3 separate regions of the Homo sapiens genome follow, and all the other regions are linked to region 3. Evidence: read pairs that join two places in POLR2A ChIA-PET (ENCODE). Cell type or tissue: PC-9. All regions are shown on one strand. Region 1 has its middle 290 kb from the start of INHBA-AS1. Region 2 has its middle 140 kb from the start of LINC01449. Region 3 has its middle 120 kb from the start of INHBA-AS1.

Region 1 (4,000 bases), 170 kb after region 3:
CAATCTCACCAGTCCAGAATTTCTAAGGGAAGGTTTTGGCAGATTCTTTGTTAACCCAGAAATTTAGATCCTCTGAAGGTGTGGGGTGAGTTACCATTGAGGGTATAAAAGCTGTCAAGTTAGTTTAAGGGCTTATCAAGTTAAATAAAGGCATTTTCAGATGCTTTATGACTTGAGGGCTGTGATGCCAGCTAGCTAATTGTTTTAATTCGCTGTCTCTCAACTCTCCATGAAACCAATGGGGAGGTAGAAAGTTGTCCCAGCAGAGACTCTGAGAGAATTCATTTACAACCTCCCTTCATCCGAAGCAATATAAAGAGTTACATGAGTGATGGATGGGATTGGAAAACTTTCTGGAGCGTCCACATATTCCTTTTGAAAGAGAAAACATAAGACATAATGTGAAGCAGAGAGGAGGCACTATATGCTCTCTGCTATATCTCACAGACACGTAGAAGATCCATCTGACAGACATGAAGCATTGCTGCACCAAAAAACACTCAGAAATGCTCTAATCTGTGAAAGAAATGCTTTCTGAGACAGCTGGTGACAACTCCTTGTCCCTAGTCCACATCCACCAGTACATTTCATCCATTATCCATTTGGAGATTACAGCTGCCACAAATGCAAGATGGCAGAATGAGGAAGGACATAGGCAGTGACGCATTGCTTCATGAAGTGAGGTCATTCATTGAGTTGCAGATAGAAACAGGAAGAGCCAGAGAGAAGCATACTCAGGAGATTGTAGTCATCTACCCTCTATGGCAAAGACGGACACATTGCACTACATAAAGGGTAGATGTCGGCCAGGCGCAATGGCTCATCCCTGTAATCCCAAAATTGGGAGGCTGAGGCCGGGCGGATTATGAGGTCAAGAGATCGAGACAATACTGGCCAGAATGGTGAAACCCCATATCTACTAAAAATACAAAAATTAGCTGGGCTTGGTGCCACCCACCTGTAGTCCCAAGTACTTGGGAGGCTGAAACAAGGGATTCGCTTGAACTCAGGAGGCAGAGGTTGCAGTGAGCCAAGATCGCACCACTGCACTCCAGCCTGGCGACAGAGCGAGACTCCATCTCAAAAAAAAAAAAAAAAAAAGTAGATGTCTACAATTTACATTAAAGGGTAAATGGAATGAAAGAACAATCTCCTTTAATCAAAGTGGCAAGGCCAAGCTATGAGAGGATAGGACTGTTGTTATTTTAGCAGAGTCGCATGGACCTCAACTCTACAGTTTTTAAGTTGAAGTGGGGCTAGGGAAAAAATGAGCTGCTTAATAAAAAATAAACATCAGATTTGCCTTGTACTGTCCACAGTGTGAAGTGCTTATTTTTTAATTGAAATAAAATAAATGCCCTGAATAAAATTAATTTTAAAATTAACTACTTTTTTTTTTTTTTTTTTTTTTTTAGACAGAGTCTCTCTCTGTTGCCCAGGCTGGAGTGCAGTGGCACAATCTTGGCTCACTGCAACCTCTGCCTCCTGGGTTCAAGCGATTCTCCTGCCTCAGCCTCCTGAGTAGCTGGGACTACAGGCGCGTGCCACCGTGCCCCGCTATTTTTTTGTATTTTTAGTAGAGACAGGTTTTCACTGCGTTAGCCAGGATGGTCTCCATCTCCTGACTTCGTGATTCACCCGCCTCAGCCTCTCAAAGTGCTGGGATTACAGGCATGAGCCACAGCACCCAGCCAAAATTAACTTCTTGATTAGATTTGCCCCTATTTAGAAAATGATGAAAATAAAAATAAAAGCACTGCACATAAAAATATATGGAGCTTTCTGGTGTCCAGTCCAGCCGGCAGGTAAGGAGCTTAGAAGTCACCACTCCAGTCTAGCAACTAAAAAGCTAAACAAACTGAAAAATCAACAACTCATTTTAGATTAGTCAGAGAAGTGACATCACAGGGAAAACCATTGTCCCTTAAATTGGAGAAACAGATGGATACAAAGAATCACAACATAGACCAGAGCAAAAACCCATACGCAAAACCACCATGGGAACCAGTGCTGGGATAGAGAAACTGGAGCTGTAATTGACAGATAGCTGGAGGCTTGTTTACTGTGGACAAGTCTGAGAGTTAAAAATGCTGCGGGGAACCCAGTCATAAGGGACCCTCATGTTTCTGTGAATTTTACCTCCAGAAGCTCTGTGAGGCATTCACAGTGAAAGTGAGAAAAAAAAAAAAAAATTCCCTCCTGCTTCTTGCAGGGGAAGGGGAAAAGGAATCCTTTCAAAATATACTAGGGCATTCTGTTCTTCTTAGCAAGGCCTGTCTTTGGGAGAAACTATTTTACCAGAGTCCAACTTCGGAAGTTTTGTCAGAGCCTAATCCACTTGGGAGATTCCCATCTTGATCTCCCGTTAGCCTTCCACTTGTGGAAAAAGAAAAAAAATTCCAGCTCCCTCTAGCCATCCTGTTTCATGCAATGCTAGGGGATGGGACTGGGGGCTAGGGGACCTGAGATGCACTGGTGAAGTTCACAGTCCACAGGGCACAGGCTCACCAAAAACCTGAGGCCTAATCATGTCACTCTAGAATAATTTCCCTCCCCGACACCTGATCATTATATTATTAAAGACTTATATACCTCCGTTTCTTTCTTTTACCCACTATTTCAAATCTACCCTCCAACAAAAAAAGAACAAGACATATTAAAAGGCAAAAAATACTTTGAAGAGACTGAAGAAGGCATGAGAACCAGAGTTAGACAGGGCAGTAATGTTGGAATCATCAGACCAGGAATTTAAAACAATGGTGATTAATATGCTAATTGATTTAATTGAAAAGGTAGACAATAGATAATGGATACTCTAAGTGGAGAGATAGAAATTTGAAGAATGTATCAAAAAGAAATATTAGAGATTAGAAACACTTTAACAGAAATGAGGAATACTTTTGATGGGTTACTATTATACTGGACACAGCTGAGTAAAGAACTTCTGAGTTTGAAGATATGACAATAAAAACCTCCAAAACTGAAAAGGAAAGAAAAAAAAACGAGAACAGAATATCCAAGGATTATGGGACAACTACAAAAAGTGTAACATATGTGTAATGGGGATACCAGAAGGAGGAGAAAGAGAGAAAGAAATAGAAGCAATATTTAAAGCAATAATGACTGAGAATGTCCCCAAATTCATGCCAGACATTAAATCACAGATCTAAGAAGCTCAAAGAGAAGCAAGCAGGGTAAATGCCAAAATAATTAAACCTAGGCATATCGTATTCAAATTTCAGAAAGTCAAAGAAAAAAATATTGAAAGAAACCAGAGGAGGGGAAAAACACACCTTATCTATGTGAGGTGAGATAGAGGAGCAAAGATAGTAATTACATCCAGCTTCTCCTCGGAAACCATGCAAGCAAGACAGTGGTATGACATATTTACAGTGTTGAGAGGAGAAAAACCCCACCAAGTTAGAGTTCTGTATTCTTAACATTATCTTGCAAAAGTGAGGAATAAACAAAGACTTTCTCAGACAAACAAAAATGGAAGAAATTTGTTGCCAGAAGACCTACTTTGCAAGAAAGATTAAAAGAAGTTATTCAGAAGAAAGAAAAATTATATAGCTCAGATTCTCAGTTCTACATAAAGAAGGGAAAAAGATCAGAGAAGGAATCAGTGAGGGTTATATAAGAACTTATTTTTCTTTTTATTAATTTTGAGTTGGAGGCCTCGATGTCCCTCTTTCAGAAAGGTACAAATCTAGCAGGCAGAAAATCAGTAAGGTCATAGTTGAATTCAACAGTCCCATCAATCAACTGAATGAACATAATTGACATCTATCAACTACTTCATCCAAAAACAGCAGAACACACATCCTTCTCAAGCTTACGTGGAACATACACCAAGATAGTCCACATTCTAGGCCATAAAACACACCTTAACAAATTCAAGAGAATAAAAATCACGCGTTATCTGCTCTCAGAGTGAAATGGAATTAAACTAGAAATCAGTAACAGAAGGATAGATAGAAAAAATCTCATAATATTTGGA
Region 2 (4,000 bases), 330 kb after region 3:
GAAAGCTAGGGATATGCTGATGAAAAAGTTACAGAAGACCCTGTCTGTAGGAAAACTTAGTAGGAAAGACTGACAAAATAGAGAGGCAATTATAACCAGTGCAACAAGTACTATGTCATGGTCAGGACGGTAGGGGACTCATGCAAGGAGCACTCCCCTACATTGAAGGCCAGAGAAGACATGAGATGCTGCGTCTGCGGGAAACCAAGATTGAGACACCAGGAGGGGCACGCCATGCAGTGGATCAATCATGGGCAAAGGCTTAGGCATGGAGGTGAACGAGGCCACTGAGGGAACTGTGAATGAGCTGCAAGTCATTTATTGTGGCTGGAAACTAACAAAGGAAGAGAAAGAGTGGGAGAAGATGGGTCTGAGCAAGTGAGCTGGGAGCAGATGATGAAGGCTCCCATGGACCAGGCTGAGGGCTGTGGCCTGGGAACAGTGACCTTCTGTACTTACTCCTAGCAAACATCCCCTGTCCTGCTGAGCGTGGATGGTAGCAGCAGGTTTGGTGCATTATTGTAGAGTTCAAGTTTTTAAACTAGGATAATAGTTTAATTCTTGCTACCACATAAGTCATTTTGAAGTTCTAACATAACCTCTTGACATGTCCTGAGGAATAAGCCAGGAAGATTGAACTATAGCTAGGCTCAAAGGTAAACTTGAAACTGGACCTAGGTGCCATCAAAAAAAGTTCTCACTGGTATCTTGAGGTTCTATATGAGAACTGACCAGACTTAAGTTCTGATGTTGCTTCAGTAAAGAGCCTCAAAACCTTTTTCCTGAAATGAGGAAATGCCAGAGATAAAAGCCAGCTCAAATTTGGCCAAGCAACACGTATTACTTCTATGGCTTGTGAACAGTGATCTCTCTACAAAATATAATCATAATTCATCTAGGGGAATTATCTTTCAGCAGGAAGTTAAAACTGCACATGTTTTAGTACACACTTTTTGAAGGAGGGATGGTGAGGAGAAGAAAAACAAAATAAAGGGAAAGAAAGGGAAGGAGAAAGGGAGGGAAGGAAGAAATTAAAAATGGAAAAAGAGAGTGTCTATCTGTGTTTGTATTAAATCATGGCCAGGTTGGAATAGCACAAGCATAATATTTGGACATTTTCTACAATCCTCAAAGAACAGAGAATACAACAGGGCATCCCTTCCTGCACCCCTGGGTTTAAGTGAAACTCACAAATGTCATAAGTAATCAAAGGGTCTCATTCCAAAAGACTTAAGTTGTTCTATCTACTGAAGGTGAGCTTGGAATATTCAGTTGGATTCCTCTGTTAGATCAGTTGGGAGGATTTATTGTAGTTATTGATGTGTCAGCTTATTTTGGAACTTACTATCCTCCACCGAATTCCTTTGAGTCAAAGGGAAGTGACACATTAACAGGAAGATGTCCTCTTGTAAATCTCTTTAAGCACAAACATGCTTTTCAAAAGGCTCATCACTCATGAACCTCTCACCATGTGGGTCAGTAACTATTTCAAAATAAATCTAATCAAAAATGCTTATCATCCTAAAATCATCTTCTATGAGAGATGGTCACAGAAATGACTCATATTGGACTTTTTTGATTGCCAAAAAAAAAAAAAAGTGAGAGACTCACTAAAATTGCCTCAGAAACAAGGTGTTTCTCATGTGGCTGTGCAGGGAAACAGGATATCAGGAAACTCACCCATGTGGAACCCAGACTTGGGAAAGCCACACATCTAGATTTATGGGGAAAAGGTGATTACAGGGAACTGGGACCAGATGATTCGAAGACCAGGTTAGCTCCTTCTGTTTTCTGTGGCAGGAATTTGCCAATAATTTTTCTAGAACTCTGCTATTAGGGTTCCCCTCCAAGTCCTCTCTGTATTTCCTTACTCTTGTTTTTCTGTTTCTTCTCCTGCTACCAGTATACTTCATAATTTCTTAAAAGAAAATCTGATTTGCCACTTCTATTACACAAGAATAATATTTTTAAAGCTCCTGCCTAGAAGAAAATTATATACCTAAACACACACACACACATATCAGTTAACAAAATATCCATTGCATGTAATAATCACAGCTAAGACTTCACATGTGTGAGCTTTTTTTGCAAAAAACTGCATGTAGCTTCCCCCATAAAATTGTGTAGAGAATAAACAAACAATTGAATGAATACCTTAGGAATCTCAGTGATTCTATAAACATGAAATTAAAGCTATTAACAATATTTTTCAAAAAAGAGCAAAAAGAGTGTAAACCCTACCTTCGAAGTCGCTATATGAGCCATGACAGAGGTTGGCCAAGCAGAAGTGGAGGTTGCCCTGTCCTGTTCTGCCCACTCACTAGACTGGAGAAAGCCCCACCCCTGAGCTCCCTGGGTACAGGCCACCTCAGTCCCAGCCTTAGCAATGCATAAATCATCGCAGGATGATGAGAGCTTGACAGCCACTCCTGATACCATAAACTTTAAAATGCTGAACCATTGAATCCCAAGGGTGTGTTATATTCCCAATAAAATCAGCACTATGCTTTAGAGGTTGTTAAATAACTGTCCCAAATGTGATTGCCTTTAGGCCTAAATTGTGCTGAATAGGTTACATCCAGTATTGGAGGGGGGCTGGTTTATAGTCTCTGGGAAGCATCCATCGAGGATGCACTAATACAGCCTTACAAGAGAGAGTGAGATTTGAATTGGCCAGGAGGGGAAGGAAGGGTATCCTAGGAAAAGGCATGGAAGGGGAAATAGGTCTTATGAGAATGTTGAGTGGGTGGAGACCATTCAATATGGTGAGGTTTGAATTAAAAGTGCTTTATGCAATCACATTGGAATCTGGCAGAGTCCAAATGTTAAAGGCCATTGAAAGTCAAATGGACGAATTTAGTCTTACTATGGTAAGCAACAGAGGGCCATTCTAGATGTCTGGACAAAATATCACATCTGTGTGAAGAAATTGTTAAGTGATCTCATAGCTCTACAATAAGTTGGTTTCTTGGGTAAACATCTAGAACTGGCTGAAGCCTAACGTTACTCTGACTCTCTTAAATGCGGAATCTTTTGCCTGCAATCTAGGGGGGGCATTTATATAATTTTCTGGGAAGCTCAAAACTATGAAAAAGAGTTAACTCACCTAAGAACAGTTTACATTTACAGTATGTTGGACCATGCCTAGCACAGAGTCTTAAGCAGAGAATTCCCTTAATGCATTTCTTTTCTTGTTCTGATAGAGTATTTAGAATTCAGAAATACTTATAATTGTGTCATTTGTTTGGTGTTACTAACAAAATTTTTGCAGTATTATATTTTTGATCATATGATGAGATATATATATGTAATAAGCTATGTTAATAGGTTGGATTTTATTTTAATGTGAAAAATTTTAATATGAAAAATTTAATATGAAAAATTGCTATGAAGAATTTAAAGGCTACTGAGAATGAGGAATCAGAGAAGGCCCTGGATTTTTCTAGTTAGGGAAAGAATAAGATTCTTAATCTCTGCCCTTCTGATTCTAAGTCATTAGAAATTGTCAGAAAGAAAAATAAAGATTCTGAAATAAAATCACAAAATGTATAGAGGCCTAAACACAATCTGGCCTCTGCCTGAGTCTTGTGACCTTGAGGCAGGGTAACTTCATGTTTTGAGAGTGGATTCTGGAACTGATCACGACCTGGGGACTCCTGGGGGCTGGTTTGTCCCTGAGGAAGAGGCCGTGGGAGAGAGCCTAGAGAGCTGTCATGAGGGGTCCAGGCCAGTTCACTGTGGAGCGCCCTGGGCTGAGCAGAGCTCCTGGGAGAAAGGCTCTCTGATGGCCCTCACACCTGCAAGACCATTGTGTCCTCAAGAGGGGATGACTCTGCGACTGTGGCAGCAACAGGCCCCAGGAGCTCAGCCCAAACCCTTGAACTCAGAAATGTCCATTGGCAATGGCTATAACAAATAGTGGTTGAAGAATGTTGCTTCAAGTGGGAGAAAGCGTGAATGACTTCCAGATACACCTGAGTGGCAGGAAACAACAGGGCTA
Region 3 (4,000 bases):
CTCTACAGGGACTTTTTAACACAGGGTTTCTTAAAGTATTTAACTGTTTTAAATACAGAGTTTTAACACAGGGTTTTAACACAGGGTTTCTTAAAGTATTTCATCATGAAGACTTTTGAGAATGGGGCTATTCATTTTGTTCACAGATATATCCCAAACACTAACATATAGTAGGTGCTCAATAAATGCTGTTGAATGTATTCAAGAGGCATATACTGAGAGACTGCTTAGGAAATGGAAGTATGTTTGTGCTGACTTTGAGTTTCTCTAGAAATCAAAGCTTTATAAATGGAACTAAATTCCTCCCCAAGACTCATGCTCATAAGATGTTTAGAGGAACATATTTAAAGTCAATAGGAAACATTCTCTGACTCAGAGTAGGATTGGGGGTGCTTTGGTTTCAAGGAGCTGACTGTCTTTCTAGTTAGCAGGAAAGTTCTAAGATATGCCTATAAGAAAAATCCCAAGTCTCTCATGGCATTTTGCTGGCCAGAGATGGGTGTAATCTGAGGAAGTCCTGAGGAATCAAAATAGAATAGTGATGGCAGCCCCAACTAACCAATTCATTTTTTCTTGCAATGGCGACTAGATCAAGAGCTTTCTTGAAAACCTGGTCTAGATGGGACCATGAGGAAGAAGAATCCCTCCAAAGACAATAAATAATTGCCATCCTCAAAGGCTTTGGGGCTCCAGCAGCAAATTTTGGCTTATGCACAATCATATTCGTAACAGCAACAGCAAAATCCTTGCTCATAAAATTACCTTGGCTGCTACACTGTGTAAAATGTGAAAAGGAAACAAGTCATTTTCCTGATACATGAGCTCACTGCTTATCTGAAATCAGTTACACACTGCAAAAAACCCTCTTTAACCTCCTGCCTAGGTCTCCCATTAGTACACAATGTAATTTCACAGCTAGTGCTTGGGGAACTTTCTGGAAGCATTTTAGGCTGAAATAGTGAGGTGGGGGTGGCATGGGTCTGGTTAATTTCAGAATATTGAAGTGTTGGAATTACAATGTGATGACAGGATTCATCAGAAGGATTTATTTCTTTGGGCCTGTGGCCTAATGAATTGGAAAATATTTTCCTATGTCTTCTCCTTCAGCTCTAAATTAAAGTGACACATTTTATTAAAAAATGTCATTTTTACATATTAATGTATGAATTATGGTATGGCACATATGACAATAATGTCATCTGGGTGAAACATTCTAGTGATCTCTTGCGTTGATTTTCAGCTCACTTAGAAGTGAGAACATAGAATGAAAAAGTATCTATGGAAAGCTTTATTATGTGTGTATGTTATCCAAATACACTGTGTAAATGTGTAGGGATTTTATGTGACGGCTCATATATACATCTGCCTAGGCTGTGTGCTTGGGGATATAATTGCATGAACTCACATTGCTCTATAGGGCAAAGAAAGAAGAGGAGTAAAATGAAATCTGGTCCATTTTCATTTCAGGGTCATAGCAATAAAATCATCCAAAATGGCACAGTTAATGGAAATTGCTGGGCAACTTACTGAGGATATCTGAATTACCTCCGATTTTGTGCAGGTCTAACCAAAGGATGGTGCTGAAAATAACTTCTAGTTTCCATTCTCAGATCCACTTGGGAATTCTGCTACAGGTCACTCTCGGCATGCCATGTCAGAATGACATTGCTACAGTGCTAAGTGCCTACACACACTTGCAATGAAAATATCTTGTCAAAAGCATGAGTCACTCTCCTTGGATAAACAAAGTTGGAAATACTGAGGCAAATATGAACTGGAAGTTACCTGATGGTGATAAACAGATCCTCCTAGGATGAAAAATGCAGAGATTGAAAGGTAGAAAGTAAGACATTAGAAGAGGCACCCCTTCATGGAGACAAATACTGAATTATATCTATGTCTACATGTACAACTCTATTTGAGCTAACTCTGTATCTATGTCTATATCTATGTATCTATGTATCTATGTCCATTTTGCTAGATTTTACTGTTTCTGACATTAACAATTTGGAAATTTGACAGACATTAAGAATATGACTTATAAAAAGAAGATAATTCAATTATCTTTAATGAAACTATTAAGATTAGATTTTGTTAGTATCAATTTTTTTAATAACTTACCAAGTATCAGTAATCCCCTAAACAATGGTACTTAAACAGTGGTTTAGGTCATTTAACTTTAATATGTTTCAATAGTCTAATTAATGCTTGTATACCTAGTGGCCCAGATTTTTGAATTAACTTAAATTTCATTTTAGGCAAGGTGCAGTGGCTCACACCTGTAATCCCAGCACTTTGGGAGGCCAAGGTGGGCTGATCACCTGAGGTCAGGAGTTCAAGACCAGCCTGGCCAATGTGGTGAAACCCCATCCTTACTAAAAATACAAAAATTAGCCAGGTGGGGTTGTGGGCACCTGTAATCCCAGCTACTTGGGAGGCTGAGGGAAGAGAATCGCTTGAACCCAGGGGGCGGAGGTTGCAGTGAGCCGATATGGAGCCACTGCACTCCAGCCTGGGTGACAGAATGAGACTCTGTCTTAAAAAAATAATAATAATTTTAGTTTTACCTTCTTCAAGCATCATAAATGCTTTTGTGAATGACCTCATTCACTAGATCGGCTTCAACTGCTATATTTTTGCCCATTTGGGCTGCTATAACCAAACACCGTAAACTAGGTAGCTATAAACAAACAAAAAATTGTTTCTCACAGTTTTGGAAGCCAGGAAGTTTAAGATCAAGGTGCTAGTAGATCTAGTGTCTGGTGAGGGCCTGTTTTCTGGTTCACAGACTGCATTTTCTAGTTGTTTCTTCCCATGGCACAAAGGGGCAAATGAGCTCCCAGCAGGTCTCTTTTCTAAGGGCACTAATCCAATTCATGTGGGTGGAGAAAGAATGGAATGAGTGCCCTTAAAAAGAGGCCCATTAGTGAATGGAACCAATCTCACTCACCTCCCAAAGGTCCTGCCTCCTAATATCATTGACGGAGGTTATGATTTCGACATACGAAGTTTTAGGGAACACAAGCATTCAGACCATAGCTGCACACACCAGTGAGCCCTGTTTATATATCTGTAACTTCTTTCTATCCCTGGATCCTCTGTTTATTGCACATATCTACTGGACGAGGGTGTTTATCATCTGAAGCTCAAGAAACCCAATAAAACTCTCTCCACTTTGTCATTTTTGGCTTTCCCCAATTCTACTGTTCTCATAGTATTTACGCAGCTAAGGGCATCATATCTTCATAGCTGTCAAATTTAAAATCCCTCCTTCAGTCCTCATATCCAATAGCTCATGAAGACCTTTAAGTCTGCCTCCTGAAACTATCAAATATACTCCCTCCTCTCCACCCCCCACTGACTTAGTTCAGCAATATTTTCTTTTCTCTATGATATTACAACAGCCTCTTTGTCTTCCTATGTCTATTTGCTATTATGTTAGTTTGTACTTCCTTCAAATATTATCCTAAGATAAATCAAATCTTCTCACTTCCTTACTTAAAATCCTTTGGTGGAAATTTGCTGCAAATCATTTGCTATCTCTCCACCACCTTCTTTTCCAGTGCTCCCACCTTCCTCTCCCTCACAAGCACCCTGTGGTCCACCCGCTCTGAAACGCTTGACTCTTTATACTTTGGGGCATTACACATGCAGATTTCTTTCTTGGAATGAATGCCTTTTCCCTTATTCTCTGACTGGCGAATTTCTCCCCCACCCAATTTAAATGCTGTCCTCTCAGTACAGGCTTACTAGGTTCTTCCACATAATCACTCCTTCTTGTGTGTTCCCAATATGTACCCATCATACTGTATCTTCATCCCTAACTGAATGCCGATTGCCTCAAGCCAAAGAGCATATTCCTTTGGGTGAGAGGTATCACTGATGCTGATCCTAGTGCCTGGCACTCTGTAGGTATTTGATAGATGTCTGTGGAGTGAGGAAATGATCTAATGGGTGACCTTTAGCTCCTCTTGATCCTTGAGATGATAAAGGAGGTGAT

Evidence for each region. Peaks named below come from ENCODE experiments on the same cell type or tissue, not always from the same donor. Only the 100,000 strongest peaks of a DNase experiment are listed, where the experiment ranks them.
Region 1: POLR2A ChIA-PET joins it to region 3 with 5 read pairs; 2 of 35 experiments call an interaction of 5 or more read pairs at or near these places.
Region 2: POLR2A ChIA-PET joins it to region 3 with 11 read pairs; 1 of 35 experiments calls an interaction of 5 or more read pairs at or near these places.

Annotation. Positions count from the first base shown.
Region 1 is chr7:41,397,295-41,401,294 of GRCh38, reverse strand. No RefSeq gene overlaps it. Among named protein-coding and RNA genes, the nearest start is that of INHBA-AS1, 290 kb to the left of the region's middle. In PC-9, no CTCF peak of the experiment used is centred here; a DNase peak (open chromatin) is centred at 1,874.
Region 2 is chr7:41,236,595-41,240,594 of GRCh38, reverse strand. No RefSeq gene overlaps it. Among named protein-coding and RNA genes, the nearest start is that of LINC01449, 140 kb to the right of the region's middle. In PC-9, no CTCF peak of the experiment used is centred here; a DNase peak (open chromatin) is centred at 1,524; H3K27ac peaks cover 1,909 bases.
Region 3 is chr7:41,570,910-41,574,909 of GRCh38, reverse strand. No RefSeq gene overlaps it. Among named protein-coding and RNA genes, the nearest start is that of INHBA-AS1, 120 kb to the left of the region's middle. In PC-9, no CTCF peak of the experiment used is centred here; a DNase peak (open chromatin) is centred at 1,689; H3K4me3 peaks cover 452 bases; H3K27ac peaks cover 2,701 bases.